Linked DNA regions of Mus musculus: region 2 is linked to region 1. Evidence: chromatin loops called from intact Hi-C (ENCODE). Cell type or tissue: heart. All regions are shown on one strand.

Region 1 (8,000 bases):
GTCTGAAACAGAGGCCATTGCCAGGACCTGTTTACTACCCCCATCAATGCTAAACCTGAACAGCAACCCCATCAACTCAACCCCCCCCCCAAAGCCTACAGCCTAGAGCCAACTGTCTTCCTCCCTCCTCTGCTCTGCTAGAGGGAGCCTGCAGATGCCATTCTGTCCCAGTCTGACCCCTAATTTCAAGTACTTTATGTATATTTTCTGCATGCATATATTATAAATACACATTCCACATGAATATTCTTCAGGTAATTGCAATACGCATCTTCTCATTTATTTCTTATTAAAACTTCATGATGGGAGCCAGCAAGTTGGCTTAGTAAGTAAAGGCACCTACCACCAAGCCAGCAACCGAGGTTGTTGACCTGAGTGGTGAGGGGAAAAAAAAAAGAAAACTACTCCCAATTCTGGCAAGTTGTCCTTTGACAACCTACCCCACTCCCACCATACACACACACACACACACACACACACACACACGTGCCTGCTATACACAAAACAAATAAATGTAATTTAAATTAGGGATGGTAACATCTAATAAATAAATGAGTCCATTAATAAAGGAAGGCTTAGAGAACTAATTTGTGTAAGGCCAAAGAGAGAATAGCAATATATCTCTTTATACGCCACATGGGGTTTTGTAGTAAATAGTGAATTATTATATAAATAAAAATGCCTAGAATAATAAGTAGCACAGAAAAAACAATAGATTAGGCATTAACTCTTAGTGATGGTTAGTTCTGCACCATGTAGCCACATCCTGAAAAGGGAGAAGAAAACATAGAAATCTGAATTTAAAGAAAAATAAGTTCTTGTCTGCATTGCACAACAACTCATCCCAGGGCTCCTTGGCACCTGATAACTCCAGTCTCAGAAGCTGATCTGAACACAGAATAAGAGGCACCTACGTCAGAGAAGTGGCACCCACTAAATCCTTCAAAGTCAACTCCCTGGAGCCCTTAGCCTCCCTTCTTTCACTCCCTCAGCTGAAGGGTTCAGCTTTCAATGTCACCAAACACTGATGACATAGCCAAGCCCTCTTCATCTTTGCAAGTCATGAAAATCAAAAGGCTTGAGACGGAAGAGCCCATGGCTTTGAACTTGACTGGCTTTAGGCCTCCCTGATGACTCTTGGGAAAGACTTTTTTTTACACTCCACAGAGGAAGCCCCCAGTGTATCCTTGCTGGTATCAAAGTCCCCCTCCTGCCCCACCAGTAATGGCTTCCATCTTCTCAGAATAGCTGGGAGAAAGACAACCAATTAGTCTGGCCACCAGAATCTTAAATAATACTGCCGACCGCAGGGTATCCATCGACACCTTGAGAACTGGCATCCCATCAGCTCACACTGGCTTCCCCCACGCCCGGGCAGACGGGCTCAACAGTGGACGTCCTTCTGCCTCTTGCCATGATTTGCTTGCTTATCTTCATGATTGTAACTGGCATCTCACAAAAAAGATCAATAGAAAACTAGTGGGCTAGATGGGAGAAGCAAGAAGGAAATTCTTTAGACCTATCCCCGAGGGACATGTCTTGGCTCCTGGCATTGTGTAATGAAGGGTAGCCATCATGAGTGTGATTACTGGGGTGCTCCCAGAGATACTCCTTGCATCTTGGAGCTAAAGGTGTTCCCTAACTCAACAAACACAGAGCTCTCCAACATCCAAAGCAGGAAGAGAGGCCCAGATCTCACTATCAATAATACTGCCCCGAACACAGCTTCTGAGCCAGGCACACATATCACATGTAACCCACCATCACCACCTCACACCTCCCCCATCCCAGAACCTCCACAGCCTGCTGAACCTAGGTCAGGATCCTCTCTGCCCAGGCACTACCAGCCAAATACACACTTCTACTGAAACTCAAAGGCACACTGCAGAAAAACTTCATTAATTTTTCACAAGATTTGTCTAATAGTGGCTGAGCAGAGCTGAGAAAGCCACATTCGAGTGCCTGCGCCAGCAGGTTGCAAAGAGTTAACCCATTAGGCCACATCCTGGTGAGCTCATCCCAGCCGGAGCCTGCTCAGTGGCTGGGATTCGCAGCACACTGATGTGGCCAGGGTGCCTTTCTCCAGCTGGGATGAAGGACTTGAGCAGAAACTCATTGCCAGCTTCCTCCCTACGCGAGAGCCGACTGAGTCCCAGGTCCCCAGTCTTCCCCCGGGACGTTGTGCACGGTAAGTAAGAAAAAGGATCCCTCCACCCTCACCCACCTTGCCCTGCCACCCCAGTCCCAGCCCTTTGCTATGTCTCCCTGGAAAGAAGGACGGTTTGAAGTTTGCTTTGGAGTGCGTTGAGTCTCTGAAGTAGAGTTGGAAGGCAGTGTGAATACTAAAGATGAGATGGAATGAAGTTAGTTAGCTTCAAGCAGGCTGGATGGGCTGCCCTGAGAGACAGGCAGAAGTGGGCTGAGCTGGGTATCTCCTGCTGTACACCTGGGGAAAGACACCATGTGCAGTGAGGGCTGCCCTGCCTGTGGAGCTCTGAGCCTTTCTCCCTTGGAAGCCATTAAAGGGAAGGAATGAGCGGGCGCAGAAGCGGCAGCGTGTCAAGTGTTAGGACACCCGGAGACCTCGGAGTAGTGGGCATAGACTGTCTGTCCCCTGGGCATCCTCCATCCAACCTCAGCAGCTGCGGGTCTGCCCCTCCTTCCTGCAGGTGTGGCCGGTGCCCTGGCTGAGTGCCAGGGAAACAAGGCGGAGTACCCTGGCTTGGGCAGTCTTCACTTCAGGAAGGAGGGAGCAAGACAGGTACACAAAAACACAGACAAAGGCATGGCTTGCTCAGACAGAGGGCGGTGGGACTCCGCCCCTAGGTAAAGCCAAGTGTAACAACACATCATATCCCTTGAGATTCTTTTTCCAGCCTGGAGCCCCACAGGGCCCATGCACTGGTTGTGTGACCCGAAGAGGAAGGTGAGTGGCTCCCTCCAGATAGCTCTGAGCTCAGAGAAAAAGGTCCCCTTCCCGAGAGCGCTGTGAGCCCTGGAACAGATGGAGGCTGTGACGATAGCAGCAACATATTCCACACTCTCTCTTCTTTATCAGACCAGGCACAGGGCCACACACACCTTATCAGAGGAGTCGACATCACCAAATGAAGTCCTGGAAGTGAGGCAGTACAGCAAGAGGAGATAAAGACCCTGGAGAGTTGCATCTAGCCTCTGGGGCTGAGCCCTGACAGTGGGAAATTCCGGGAAAGAGAGAGACCTACTCTCTATCCATACTGGGTCCTGCTCTGGATAAGGAGACCACCGCAGGTCGATTATGCAAAGCCTGTGGCCTGCCTTTGGCACTTCCTACCAGCTGACCCTTGCTGAGGTCACCAGTGCCCTCGCCTCTCCTCAGTGTCACCAGGTCCTTGCAATTCCCAGAATAGCCCAGTTCCTATCAGAGCTCTCTAGATGGAAGGGTCTGGGGAGGAGGGACAGAGGAGTCAGATAACTCTAGGCTTGAGCGCAGCCACACAGTGGGGCCTCTCTTAACTTTAAGGCAGTTCAATGTGCTGTACAAGGGGTGCCCAGCTCCACTTGAATTTTTAGTAAAGAGTGGTTGAGTTTTTAGTAGGTGATATCCAAATAAGTGTTAGATTATTCTAATCCTTAAAAAAAAATCTATTTATTCGAAAACATATCCCGCTGAATACTTTGTCATTCCGTTTACTAGACATGAGAACCCCATTCATTTTGACCCCATTCAAAAGAATGCAGTAGCATCATGAAGGGCTGAGGCGTGAATTCTAAAGCCAAGACAGTGAAATATAGAGCAACAGGATTCTAGGGGCCAGGGAGGCAGTGAAGAGAAAAAAAAAAAAAAAGCCAAGTTCCATCCCTAGAAAGAATACAAAAGACTAGAATTTGAGGTTAAGTGTCTGGGAGCCTCAGTTTCCTAATCTGTAAATTGGGAATGATGCTAACTGTGTCCGCCCCACAAGGCTAGGAGGACTTAGAGACTCTCCAGCTAAAAAGCAGCAGATGCCAGAAACTGTATCTATCCTCTGTGGCAATGGTGGTGACTTTGCCTCTCGCTCTCCACTGAGCCCAGCTCAGGACTCACCATCTCGTCCCATGGTGCCTCATTTTACTGCAGCTCACCCTTCACCCAGACAGCAGTCATGGCGGTTCTGTACACTGACCGTGCTCCAGTTCAAGTGCCCTCCTTTCTCACTGTTCCCTTGATTTGAAAATGTAAAACAAAAATGCCACCCAGAGGGCAGGATCAGCCTGAACCTGGGCGTGGGAGCCACAGACACCCAAACTCATAAGTCAGCCTTGTCTTTTGTTCACCTAATTGCTTAACACTCTCTAGTTTGCAGTTTCTCCTCTGTGAAATCAGGGGTGGGGCACCTCCCTAAGTGACTTGCCAGAAGGACTTGGTAAAGCCAAACAGCAAGCACATGCCTAGCATATAACAAAAGGAGGTGAACGGTAATTAGTATTTGTGATGACGAGGAATATGGTAGGGCCCTTGGCCACTGGGGGGCAGTATTTGAAATGAGAACCTTAATTGGAGATAGGAAGGGTGGGGCAAGGGATGTAGGTCTTTCCCAGCTCCCACCTCCGGGTCCACAGCTGCCTCTCAACTGCCATTGTACCAACTGCTCTAAGATGGGAGGGGATGGTTTACAACAGGCATGTGGGGAGGAAAAGAGCCAGCAACCTAGCAATACAAAGCCAGCCAGGCTTCAACCCTCAACAGCTCCAACCAAAAACTGGAAAGAAAACCAAATCTCTGAGTAAACTGCTTGGCTGATACCTACAAAGCCCTAACCCTCCTACCCTATCTGCCAAAACTCCTCTATCTCTTTAACCATTTAGCAAAGTTCTGAGTCCGTGCTAGACAGCACAGGACGTTGAGGAGAACTTGCTCCAGCCCCAAGTCACTCAGAGAAGAAAGAGCTTCCAGAACCACAAGGATAGTCACAATCAATCGTCTGTCTTCAGACTGGTGATTCATTTATTCCCCTTACAATTCCACCCTTTAGTGGTACATTTTAGGCACTCTGGACTCTATGCAGGAAGAATGTATTCAGCCCATATTATCTTGGACACTCTCATCACTATCAGCCTGAAGTCATCACTGTCAGCACCAAGTCCTCAGCTACAGGTGAATATGTCAGGAAAAAGCCAAAACGTCCCTTTCCCAGACATTAGTGCTCTCCCATTTCACTGAGGCATCTGTATATCCGTCCCCCCACCCCCAGGCACTGCTTCCCCTCATGCCAAAGGCAAGGAGGAGCTGACTAGAAGGTGCACGTTCATCCACCCAAGAGAGCATCCTCTAAGCATCTTCTGGTTGCTTCCTCCATACCCACTCTGCACTGTTCTGAGTGTTGTCAGCTTAGCCAGTTCTTAGATACTTCTAGAACATCACAGAAATGCAAGTGTACAGTATTTATGCTCTGTTGTTACTGATTTCTCTTACCAGAATGTCTCTGAAACTCGTGCATAACGTCACGTGTATCAGAAGTTTAACTATTCCGTTGCCTAAATTATTCCCCGTATAATGAATGTGATGTTGGGAGAGTCTGAAGTTTTAGCTTCTCTAGTAAATGCATGGTGGTCTCTCCTTGAGGTTGTTTTGCACTGTCTGTGTCAATCATGGTTCCATGGGTGTTTGTGTTCATTTGCTGTCTTGTAATGGATCTGAGAATATCTTATCCATTAGTAATTATTTGAAAGAGACAGATCCCTAGAACATATTGAACACACCCATTACCTTAAGCCACTCTTCTGCCATTGGAAATTTGGGAAGAGGTGACCCCTTTTTGATGCTTTCCTTAGAAGGGAAACTGAAGTTTTTAAAGTTGATGATAGGTCTGAACCTAAAGTCTTTAAAGCCACGTCTAACATCCTGGAAAAAAGAACTGACTGTCTACTTAGAGACAATTTAACAACACCAGCCTTCATCTGTGGTGGGGGATCTGTAAGACCCAAAAAGCCTTACTTCCAGGATGTCCCACTCACAGAGATGCAGAGACAGAGATTGATGCAAAACACAAGAGGTTTATTGATCCAGCATGCTGGGGTCATCCTGAAATCAGGATGGAAGCGACCCCGAGTAGCTAAAGCACACACCTTTTATACATTTTTTTTTAGAGCAGTTCTCAGTCACAGTTTAGGGCTGGGTGTTTATCATTGGTTAACTTTTAACTGCATTAAGGGGGCAGACTTAAGGACCGGAGACATTGTGTGAGCTTTTCTAAACAGAGAACTGTCTCTTAGTGGGTAAACTTAAGGACTGGAGGGAATTCTGGGAAAAGAACATCTTGACGTTTACTTAACTTGTTACAACAGTGGTCATTTTGAGCTACCACAAATCTTACAGATCTGAGGAATGATCATGTAAATCCTTGTGGAATTTTCTTTAAAAGCAATAGTTCAGGTTGTTAGGAGGAAGAGACAGGCAAATCTCTATGAGTTCAGTGCCAGCTTGGTCTCTTATAGTGAGTTCCCACCAAGCTAGGGCTAAATAGTGAGGCCTTGTTTCAAAATAGAAAGAAAAAGAAAAAGAAAAAGAAAGAGAAAAAGAAAAAGAAAAAGAAAAAGAAAAAGAAAAAGAGGGAGGAAGGAGAGAGAAAAGGAGAGTAAAAAGGAGGGATGGAGGGACGAAGGGAGAGGGAGGAGGGGGAGAGGGAGAGGAAGAGGGAGGAGGAGGAGAGGGAGAGGGAGAGGGAGAGGGAGAGGGAGAGGGAGAGGGAGAGGGAGAGGGAGAGGGAGAGGGAGAGGGAGAGGGAGAGGGAGAGGGAGAGGGAGAGGGAGAGGGAGAGGGAGAGGGAGAGGGAGAGGGAGAGGGCACCAGCATGCTGGCTCAATGGGTAAAGACACTTGTCGTGGAGGGTAGAGGCCTGCATTCTGTCCAGGGACCCACGTGGCAAAGGACTAGAAGCTACTTCTACACACTGTCATCTGACATTGACACATTAACTGTGGCACATGCACACCCACACAAACACATGTGAAAAAAAATAAGAATAATAGTAAATGACCCCCCTACTAACCTCATCTGTTTCCAGAGCAAAAGAAGCAATCATTTTTCAGTGATGGCAGAGGCTTTCAGAATGTTCCCAAGATGTTCCTATGTCACAGACCCATCTGTTCTCTCCTAATTTCTTCCCTGAGTGTCTTCTGGATCTCAGAGTCCCTCACAAATCAATTCCCCAACTTTTTCAACCTCCCATGTAATTGGCTCCTTCCTTTGGCTTGAATTTAATGTGGACTAACAGCTACTGCCTGCCATATATGCTCTTCCCCAGAGTCTCCCAAGAGGGGAACATTCCCTCCTTCACTCATAAACCCCAAGAAACTTCATCAGCGCTCCCCAATGTTCTTCCAGGCTCTGCTTTATCACCCTTGTGGTAAAAACCTCCTTTCAGTTGAGAATCACAGTAGATCTGTCATAGGGCTTCCAGATTTAACAGATCAAGGCCACTGACTTAAAGTGAGTTTCAGAAAAACAATAATCTTTTTGACAGTGGAAGTGTCCTGTGCAATACTGAAGGCATTGTTTCCTACTTTGAAAAATGTCTGTTTCTTGTCTCAAGTTCAAACCCAACCAACTGCCATTTCTTTAACCTGGCAGTGGCGTGTGTATCCCACCTGTCTCTCTTAGCTGTGATCACCCAGCTAATCCCTGTTTTCCCTAAACGCTTTGCAGTTGGGCTCACAGTTATCATCCTGTCCGGCTGTCTCCACTCTAATAAGCTTCTACTCCGTCTATCTCCATGGCTACAGCCAAACACCAAGCTGCCCTATCTCCCACCTGCATTGGTTTTAAATTACTCTGCATCCTTCTTGGCTTCTTTTCTATCTCTCCATCCTGCAGCCAGAGTGATCTACCTACTGTGCGCTCCTGTAACTCAGGGTGCATCTCTCCTCTTACCTAATCCAACACTGCTCTCTGTCTCCACTCTTTTTACCTGTTCCCTGATATCTTCCATCAGAGCCTGACTGCTGTGGTGAGTGTCTTACGTTTTGATGTCTCTGCACAC
Region 2 (8,000 bases), 49 kb after region 1:
CAACAGGGAAATCAACATGAAAGGTGGAGTCACAGGCTTCCCAGGATGATAGCAGGCTGAGCACTGAGGGGGTAAGGGGTTTGACTAGAGAGTCTCTCAGGAAAAGACTGGGGAAAGCACATGTCTAAAAGGAGCAAGATGGCAGAGAAAGACTAAGAATAAAGGCTGAAAAGGTGGAGGCAGGCAGAGGTCCAGTCTGGCACAGAGACTCCAAGGGCCTTCTTAAACAGGTTGTTCATTCCGTTAATGAAAATAAGCTACCGTTGGGTGGATTGCTGGATTGTTTGTTTGTTTTTCTAGGGTTTCTCTTTGTAGCCGTGGCTGTCCTGAAACATGCTCCGTAGACCAGGTTGGTCTCAGACTCACAGAGATTTGCTTGTCTCTGCCTCCAGAGTGTTGGGAATAAAGGCATGCGCCACCACCACCTTGCTCTATTGGGTTTTTACAAGCAAGGGTTTGTAAGGATTCAACTGAGTCTGTCTCCAAAAGATCGCCCTAGCCGCAGCACAGAGAGTGATAGGAATTGGTATCAGAGCTTTGATATACCCAGCGCTAAGCTCCTTGCCCTCCACATCCTCCCTGCATCCAACTGAAGCTCAATAGTCTGATGCCCTGAGTTCAACCCCAGAGACCCACATGGTGGGAGGGGAGAATTATCCTCTATTTCCGCACTGAGGCATGCTCTCACACATGTTAACACACACACACACACACACACACACACACACACACACACACATGAACACATAATAAATAAACTATGTAGTTTAAATGCCATTTTAAAAAGTTTAGTTGGGGCTGGAGAGATAGATGACTCAGAGGTTAAGAGCACTGTCTGAGAGGACCTAAGTTCAAATCCCAGCAACCACATGGTGGCTCACAACCATCTGTAATGAGATCTGATGCCCTCTTCTGGGCATGAACAACATGCTACAGTGTACTGAGATATATATATATAATATTTTATAAAAAATTTTTTAGTTCAATAAAAGCCAGGTGGTAGCGGTACACTCAAGAAGCAGAGGCAGGTGGATCTCTGAATTTGAGAGATTTGTCTACAGAGTGAGTTCCAGGACAGCCAGAACTACTCAAAGAAACCCTGTCTCAGATTTAAAAACCCATACCTTAGCTCCATATCAGGAAAGGGACGAAGTTCTAGACCATCTTGCTTGAGTCCTGTTTGTGCCTTCCTATCTGTGTGACCTAGGGAGAGTGACTTTCTTTCTCCATACCTGGCTCCAAGTCTGTAAAGTAGAGGTAGTAGACCTTGAAGGATGTTGCTGACAGTGGTCAAGCAAGGCAAAGGGCACTCAGTCAAGCCTCTGTCATCAAGCTGCTAGCTGACCTGGGACAGTGGTGGACCCTTCCTTTCAGACACTCTTGAAAGATTATGATCAATTCTGCCTGTGTGGTCCTGGGGCAGGAACCAGGACCTCATGCATGTAGCGAGTGCTCTATCGTTAAGCAACCTCCCCAGCATGGTCAACTCCTAAGGCAGTAGATAGGATTAAGAGGGTGTTCTTTTGTTCTCAGAGGGAATGGGAATGGATGCTGCTCCCAAATGCCAGGCTTTCACTTAGGCCCAGCTGGATTTTCAGATATAGGGGCTACCAGGCATGTTCTCCATAGAACACAGTCATTCCAACATCACTTTCTCCAGTCTTCAAACTTTGTGTGTAGGAGGCCCTCAAAGCCACCATCAGTTCACCATGACCTTCTTCCTCCATCATTCCCTGAAGTAGAGTAGTCCAGAGTAACAGCTTAACATGACTGCTCCAGAGGCTGCTCACTCACTGTGGGAATACCTGCTCTCCTGTGACCTCGGACAAGTCACTTTCTTTTCCTTTACGATGAAAGCTTAGATCAGATAGTGCACCTGAAAGACCTCTAGAGGAGGCAAGACAAAGCAGAGTGAAAGGACCAGAACCCAAATTCCCCACTCCACTCATGCTGGACACTGCATTTTCTACTGAGTCACACATTAATACTTTCTGTGAACATTTCCTTTGGTGCCCAACACTGTCTCTCCAAGATGATTGGTGCCAATTCCCTTCCATTCCTCAACCTTTGGCCTCAGTATAATTGCCAACTTTATTTATGATTTATGGCAGATTGTAACTGGTTTAGCCAGTTCTCAGCAATCAGAGTGGGGTCAAGGAAAAAGAAGCAGACTCTGGAGTTCAGAGCCCGATGCCACATCCCCTCCCACATCCTTCAGAGACTCTGCAAGATGAAGCAGATAGGACCTGCTCCACCCTGCCCCTGAGTTAAGCAGGCCATGTTCCTAGTCTGCCCTAGAACAGAGCTGTGGTCTGGCAGCTCTGCCATCCCTTTCTCTGCAGTGTGCCAGTTCTCCAGAGGCAAGAGGGCAACTGGTGCTAACCCTTAAAGGCTGCCCAGAAAGTTTCAGGATAACTGGCTCCTTTTTATAGCCCAACAGTGTACAGAGCAAGACCTTCTTGATTTTTATCTCTTGGCCACTGTGTTTCTAGGACTGTTTGCTTCATTTTATTTTTATTTATTTTTACTTCTCGGGCATATCCCATAAAGATAAGTCCCTAGGCAAAGTCACGTAAAGACTCTTATCCATTTGCAAATTTAAGACAATCCCTACCCTCAAACACACACACACACACACACACACACACACACACACACTCCCTGGCCTCTACAACACACATCCTACAACTCAGCAAACATACATGTACACACATGCCTCCTTCGTTTTATTGACACATGAATACACTGCACATATGTAGATACATCTCTCCCCCCACCCCGTTGTACACAGATATTCAAGGTATACACTAGCATGACTCCCTCACAAACACCTTAATCTAATCGCATACCATCCTATGGCTTCCCTCACACTTGCACACACCCATCATGAAACTATCACCCACAAGAACAAGCACGCCCACAGTGCTGCTATCGAGACTAAAAGGCATACAAGGCTTATGGCCCCGAGCTTTGGAAAGTGAAACTTATTCCTCTGCATTTGCTTTTTCAAATAGGTAGGTAACCTCTCTTCTCTGTCCACGCTGCTGCTATGTCTGCTCAAAGGTTAGCTGGGTAAAAGGACACCCACAATTGTTCGGCAAGCCCATTCCTGGAACCGACACAGTGCTAGGGCTATGTGAACAGCCAAGCATCTCTCAAGTCTCTCCAGGGATTTCTAATCTGAGGAGAGAGATATTGCAAGTGCACACCGCTTCACAAAAGTACACAGGAAAACGCATTCCAGGAGATAGGCCCAGTCTTGCATAGGCTCTGAAAGCTGGAGTGAGCACAGAGCCCCTGGCTAGAAGCATGGTCTATGTATCTGGCCAAGGATATGTGTGTGTTGGGGGTGGGCGAGGGGGGGGGGTGGTGGTGTTGTGATTCAGATGTCTGACCTGGCCCTGAGAAACAGATAAGAACTTGACAGCTAGAGATGGCATAGGCCAGGTTAGCCTGGAAAGAGAACGGCTGCAGAGACTAAATAATTAAAGAGCTCAGGGAGGCTAATCAGATATATTGTACTTAGGGATCCTCAGTGCAGCTCATGCAGGACTCTTTAACACTTAGTGAGGCTTTTGGTCCTTGGTGTGGAGGGGATGTCAACATTACAGACTGGAGAATGGCCTTACCATCCCCTACCCTGCTCCAGGAAGGGCAAGTTAGCAGTGTGGATGAAATGATCTGGAAGGTACAGGCTCAGAGATGGGGATAACACCCAGAAAGTGCAAGTTCTGGGTAACAAAAGTTATGAGAGAAGTGATAGCTATAAAAGGGGAATAAGTAGGAGGGCAAAGACACCCTGACAAAATGGCGCCCGTCCTGCTTCCCTTCAGGGACAGGCTGTGACAAAAGCTCAGAAAGTGCCACCATTCCCAGAACAAGAGAGGTCAGGAGAAGCCATGTTTAATTCAAATGATTCATGTTTCTCTCAAGAACAGAGAGATTTAAATGCAAATGGAACATATGAGCAGGACTACCTAATAGTTGAGTATGTGCATTGCTCAAGCTCAGAAAACAGATCAGGTATAGAGCTGGAGGCAGAGCCGAAGACATGACTATGGATAAGATTGTAGAGAGAGAAGAAGCTGAGGAGAAGGAGGAGACTGTAGAGAATGGGGGAAAAAAGGAGACATGGGGAGGAACATTAAGACTCTCTGAGCCAGGCTCTAGGGACTGCTCCTATTCCATTTCGCCATACTATCATGCTTTGAGAAAAGAACCATGGAACAACTCCCCTCTCTTCCTTTCCCTTTTCTTCCTCCTCCTCTTCCTCCTTCTCCTCTTCATCATCATCTTCTTTATCACAGACATTGACATTTGGATTACAAGGAGCATAGTGATTAACCCACTTGAGCAATGTGAGAGAGCCAGTAAGCATTGGAGCTAGACTTTCTACATGACTGGGCATTGGCAGATATGGCCTCTGACCAAATCTTCCCTGCCTCTTATTTTTGTAAGTAAAGCCTCATTGGCTCTCCGTTCATTCCTTGACTTCTGTTATTAACCCCAGCTGCTCTATGCAGTAGTAGAGGGGTTAGATAGTTCAACCAGAGACCAGATAGCCTAACAAGTCTGAACTACTGACTATCTGGCTCTTTATGAAAAAGTATGGCCTTTGGCCCATGGAAGACGAGGTCAGAGCTGTGGACCATGCCTGTGCTCAGAGGATGAGACAAGGAACATAGGTTGAGAAGTCTAAGTGAAAGTTCCCAGTAATAATAAGGGAGTGCCATGATGAAGCTGGCAAAGAGGACAAAGGAAGACATGATCAACTGCACAGGGACTGGCCTTGGTATGTTTCAGAGGCACCGAAGCCTCAGGAAAGGTCACACATCTCAGCAATGAGTCTTTATCAGTGAACAGTTGGGAAGGATCAGATGAGTGCTATGTGTGGAGTGACTGATGAGATGTACAAGGCCTGGGTGCAGAGTGCTCTCCAAAGTGTTTGGTGATGAAATTAAGGAGGCAGGACAGTGGCCTGATAGCATAGGATTCCTTTCTAGGGGGTGGGGTAGGTACAGGGAATTGAATGAGAGGGTGAGTGGAGGGAGAAAATGGGGGTTTGAGAGTGATGAGCAAAGATGGACTTCTAGGAATAGGGCAGAGATTAGAACCAAAAGCCCAGGATGAGGCACTCGCTTTGTGTTTAAGGAGCGAATACTTGATAAGGCCACTGTTTGTAAGCAGACAAACCAATGGTTTATTTTCAGGTCCCACTCATGCTTCCAACTCAGAACAAAGCACTCAAAGCTCCAGTTTACAGATGGAAGAAATCTGAGTCTCAGATCTGTTTAAAGTACTCCAAGAGAAATTGGTGGGTATCGAGGGACGGCCCTGGAATTCAGAGCCAGGTCTAGCCATTGAGTCTTGCCTGATCCATAATTGTCTACTTTTGTCCAGCATGGGTCTGTCTGGCCCAGAAGAATCAAATCAAGGTATGCAGTCTTTGCAGCACACCCTCCGATAGTATCCAAGAGGGACCCAGATGCTGCGATGACGGAGCCTTCACATCACCCACCAGGATAGCCGAGAATGACTGTGAATACCAGGACTCTCTCTGGAGCCCAATCTCCCCGTGCCAAACCACTGATACTGCTGCCAGCACCCCAGAAGTTTGTGGAGGGCAGAGGAGCCATGAAGTTCCACCAGTGGGGCTTTTATAGGAACCACTCCACTCCTGGCTTAGATACCAAAGAAACCTCTGGTCAAAGTCTTTTCAAAGAACTGCCAACTGAAATCGGGGTCTCCCGTGAGCATGCGGCCCACAGTACTGTTGTCATGTCCCTTTGACATCCACTAGACTCCAAGTGCCTGGTCTCTCTTCATCCCACCACTGAGGGGATACACAGAAGCCAATTCCAACATGGAGACTGCAACATGAATGCGCAGGCAGCAGTGAGCACACAGGACTCTCCTGTTCACGCAGGCCCACCTAGGTGCAGAGCCAGGCCATGAGGGCTGCTCACAGTGTGCTCCAGGTCACCTGAAACTATCAGGCACTTTCTCTGATAAGCACTATAGGACTGTGCTGTGCTATCTGTCTGTGTGTTGTTCATGTCTTAAAGGATAAAACTACATTTCTAGGCTAAATTACGTGTAGTCTACTACAGCCTGACCCCAGAATCTACCAAAGACCGCCATTCCAGGGACAATCACAAAGACGTCATCCAAGCTGACCTACACAACTAATTTATATTTCCTATAGCCTGATTTTGTACTTGGTATTTATATTAGGGATTATAATGTTCGTGTTTCCTTTAAGATGTCTCACGTCATTTATGGTATGAGGTATTTGCCTGCAGAAAGAAATGGACATATTGTTGTGTGTGTGACATGATATGATTCTGAGTCTGCATGGTGACATAATCTCCTCACACCCTCAGCTTTAGGGCACTGTCATCCCATTTATTTATCTTGGGAGTCTACTTTGAGTAATTATACTGCCATCACACACACACACACACAATGGAATACACGGAGCACAGAGGTTAGCCTCACCAGGTAGACTCTTCTGGAATCTCTGGGCTCAGCTAGCAGCTTGGCTCCTCAGTATTAGGATGGACTCAGAAACCTGAGAAGAGCCTCTCTACAAGTGCCTGACAAATACAGAGGTGGATGCTCACAGCCAACCCATGGACTGAGCACAGGGTTTCCAGTGGAGGAGCTAGAGAAAGGACCAAAGGAGCTGAAGGGGTTTGAAGTCCCAAAGGAGGAACAACAATATGAATCAACCAGTACCCCCAGAGCTCCCAGGGAACCACCAACCGAAGAGTACACATGGAGGGACCCATGGCTCCAGCCACATATGTAGCAGAGGATGGCCTGTGGGACATCAATGAGAGGAGAGGCCCTTGGTCCTGTGAAGGCTCAATGCCCCAGTGTAGGGAAATGCCAGGACAGGGAAGTGGGAGTGTGTGGGTTGGTAAGCAGGGGAAGGGAGGGGGGGAATGGGATAGAGAGTTTTTGGAGGGGAAACAAGAAAAGGGAATAACATTTGAAATGTAAATAAAGAAAATATCTAATAAAAAATAAAGTAATAACCTCAAAAAAAGTAAGTATGCACGTACATACATGGATACCCACAAGAAATTAGAGATAATTTCATTGTATTTATATATTAGGCTACTTAGCTAATAGTATTTTCTATTGTTTCTCTTTTTCTTTTTGAAATTTTTATTTGTTATTAAACTAATATATATATATATATATATATATATATATATATATATATATATATAATCTGAAAAGATATCATAAAAAAAAATCCCAGTTAAAAGAAAGATGGGCTGGGCAGTGGTGGCACACGCCTTTAATCCCAGCACTTAGGAGGCAGAAGCAGGCAGATTCCTGAGTTTGAGGCCAGCCAGAGTATCTGCAGAGTGAGGTCCAGGATAGCCAGGGCTACACAGAGAAACCCAAACCCGAAAAAACAAACAAACAAACAAAAGAAATAAAGAAAGATGGAGCTCTTCTCCAGAACCTTGCTTGACCTCCATCATCCATAACCCTATTGATAGTGTCAATTAGAAATGTGTAGGGAGGAGCTGCCCCATACCCAGGAGAGACCAGCTCTTTTTACGTGAGGTTCTGCTATTATTACAGTAAGACATGTGGCTAGTGACCAAAGTCCCTAGGAAGACACTGAGCTAGAGTCCCCCTAGCTTCTCTTCATGAGAACAACACAGCTGGCTATTTTGTTGTTGTTGTTGTTGTTGTTACTGTTGCTGTTGTTGAGTTCTAGAAATGGAACCAGTCTCTGTTTCTTTGGGCTGGGTACCAAATGCATTCTCTGGCTCCCACTCAGCAACAGCCTCATCTGCACTCACCGGGGAAAACTAGGCTCACACTTAGCCCAGGGCATATGCTCACACCAAAGAAAGACCGAAAGAGCTAAGACTGACTGAGCCGCAGTGGCTGCTTCCCACCTCACACAAAGCCCTCACTGCAGGGAATCCCGGGTGTCATTTGCACCTTTAAGGAGTTGAAAGTGGTAGGTCCAG

What was found. Peaks named below come from ENCODE experiments on the same cell type or tissue, not always from the same donor. Only the 100,000 strongest peaks of a DNase experiment are listed, where the experiment ranks them.
Region 2: it touches region 1 in a loop (3-fold over the local background); 1 of 42 quality-filtered maps calls a loop at or near these places.

Annotation. Positions count from the first base shown.
Region 1 is chr11:66,909,955-66,917,954 of GRCm38, forward strand. It overlaps Pirt (phosphoinositide-interacting regulator of transient receptor potential channels), which reads left to right and starts at 2,037. Exons shown (of 2, transcript NM_178656.3): 1 at 2,037-2,188. All of the region lies in intron 3 of Gm12298 (predicted gene 12298), which reads right to left. In heart, a CTCF peak has its summit at 4,475 (motif pointing right); DNase peaks (open chromatin) are centred at 3,327 and 4,507; H3K4me3 peaks cover 1,596 bases; H3K27ac peaks cover 3,056 bases; H3K27me3 peaks cover 1,572 bases.
Region 2 is chr11:66,958,756-66,966,755 of GRCm38, forward strand. Tmem238l (transmembrane protein 238 like) reads left to right here. Exons shown (of 4, transcript NR_169093.1): 3 at 5,211-5,314; 4 at 5,401-6,261. Among named protein-coding and RNA genes, the nearest start is that of Tmem238l, 7.7 kb to the left of the region's middle. In heart, no CTCF peak of the experiment used is centred here; a DNase peak (open chromatin) is centred at 3,166; H3K27ac peaks cover 1,097 bases; H3K27me3 peaks cover 960 bases.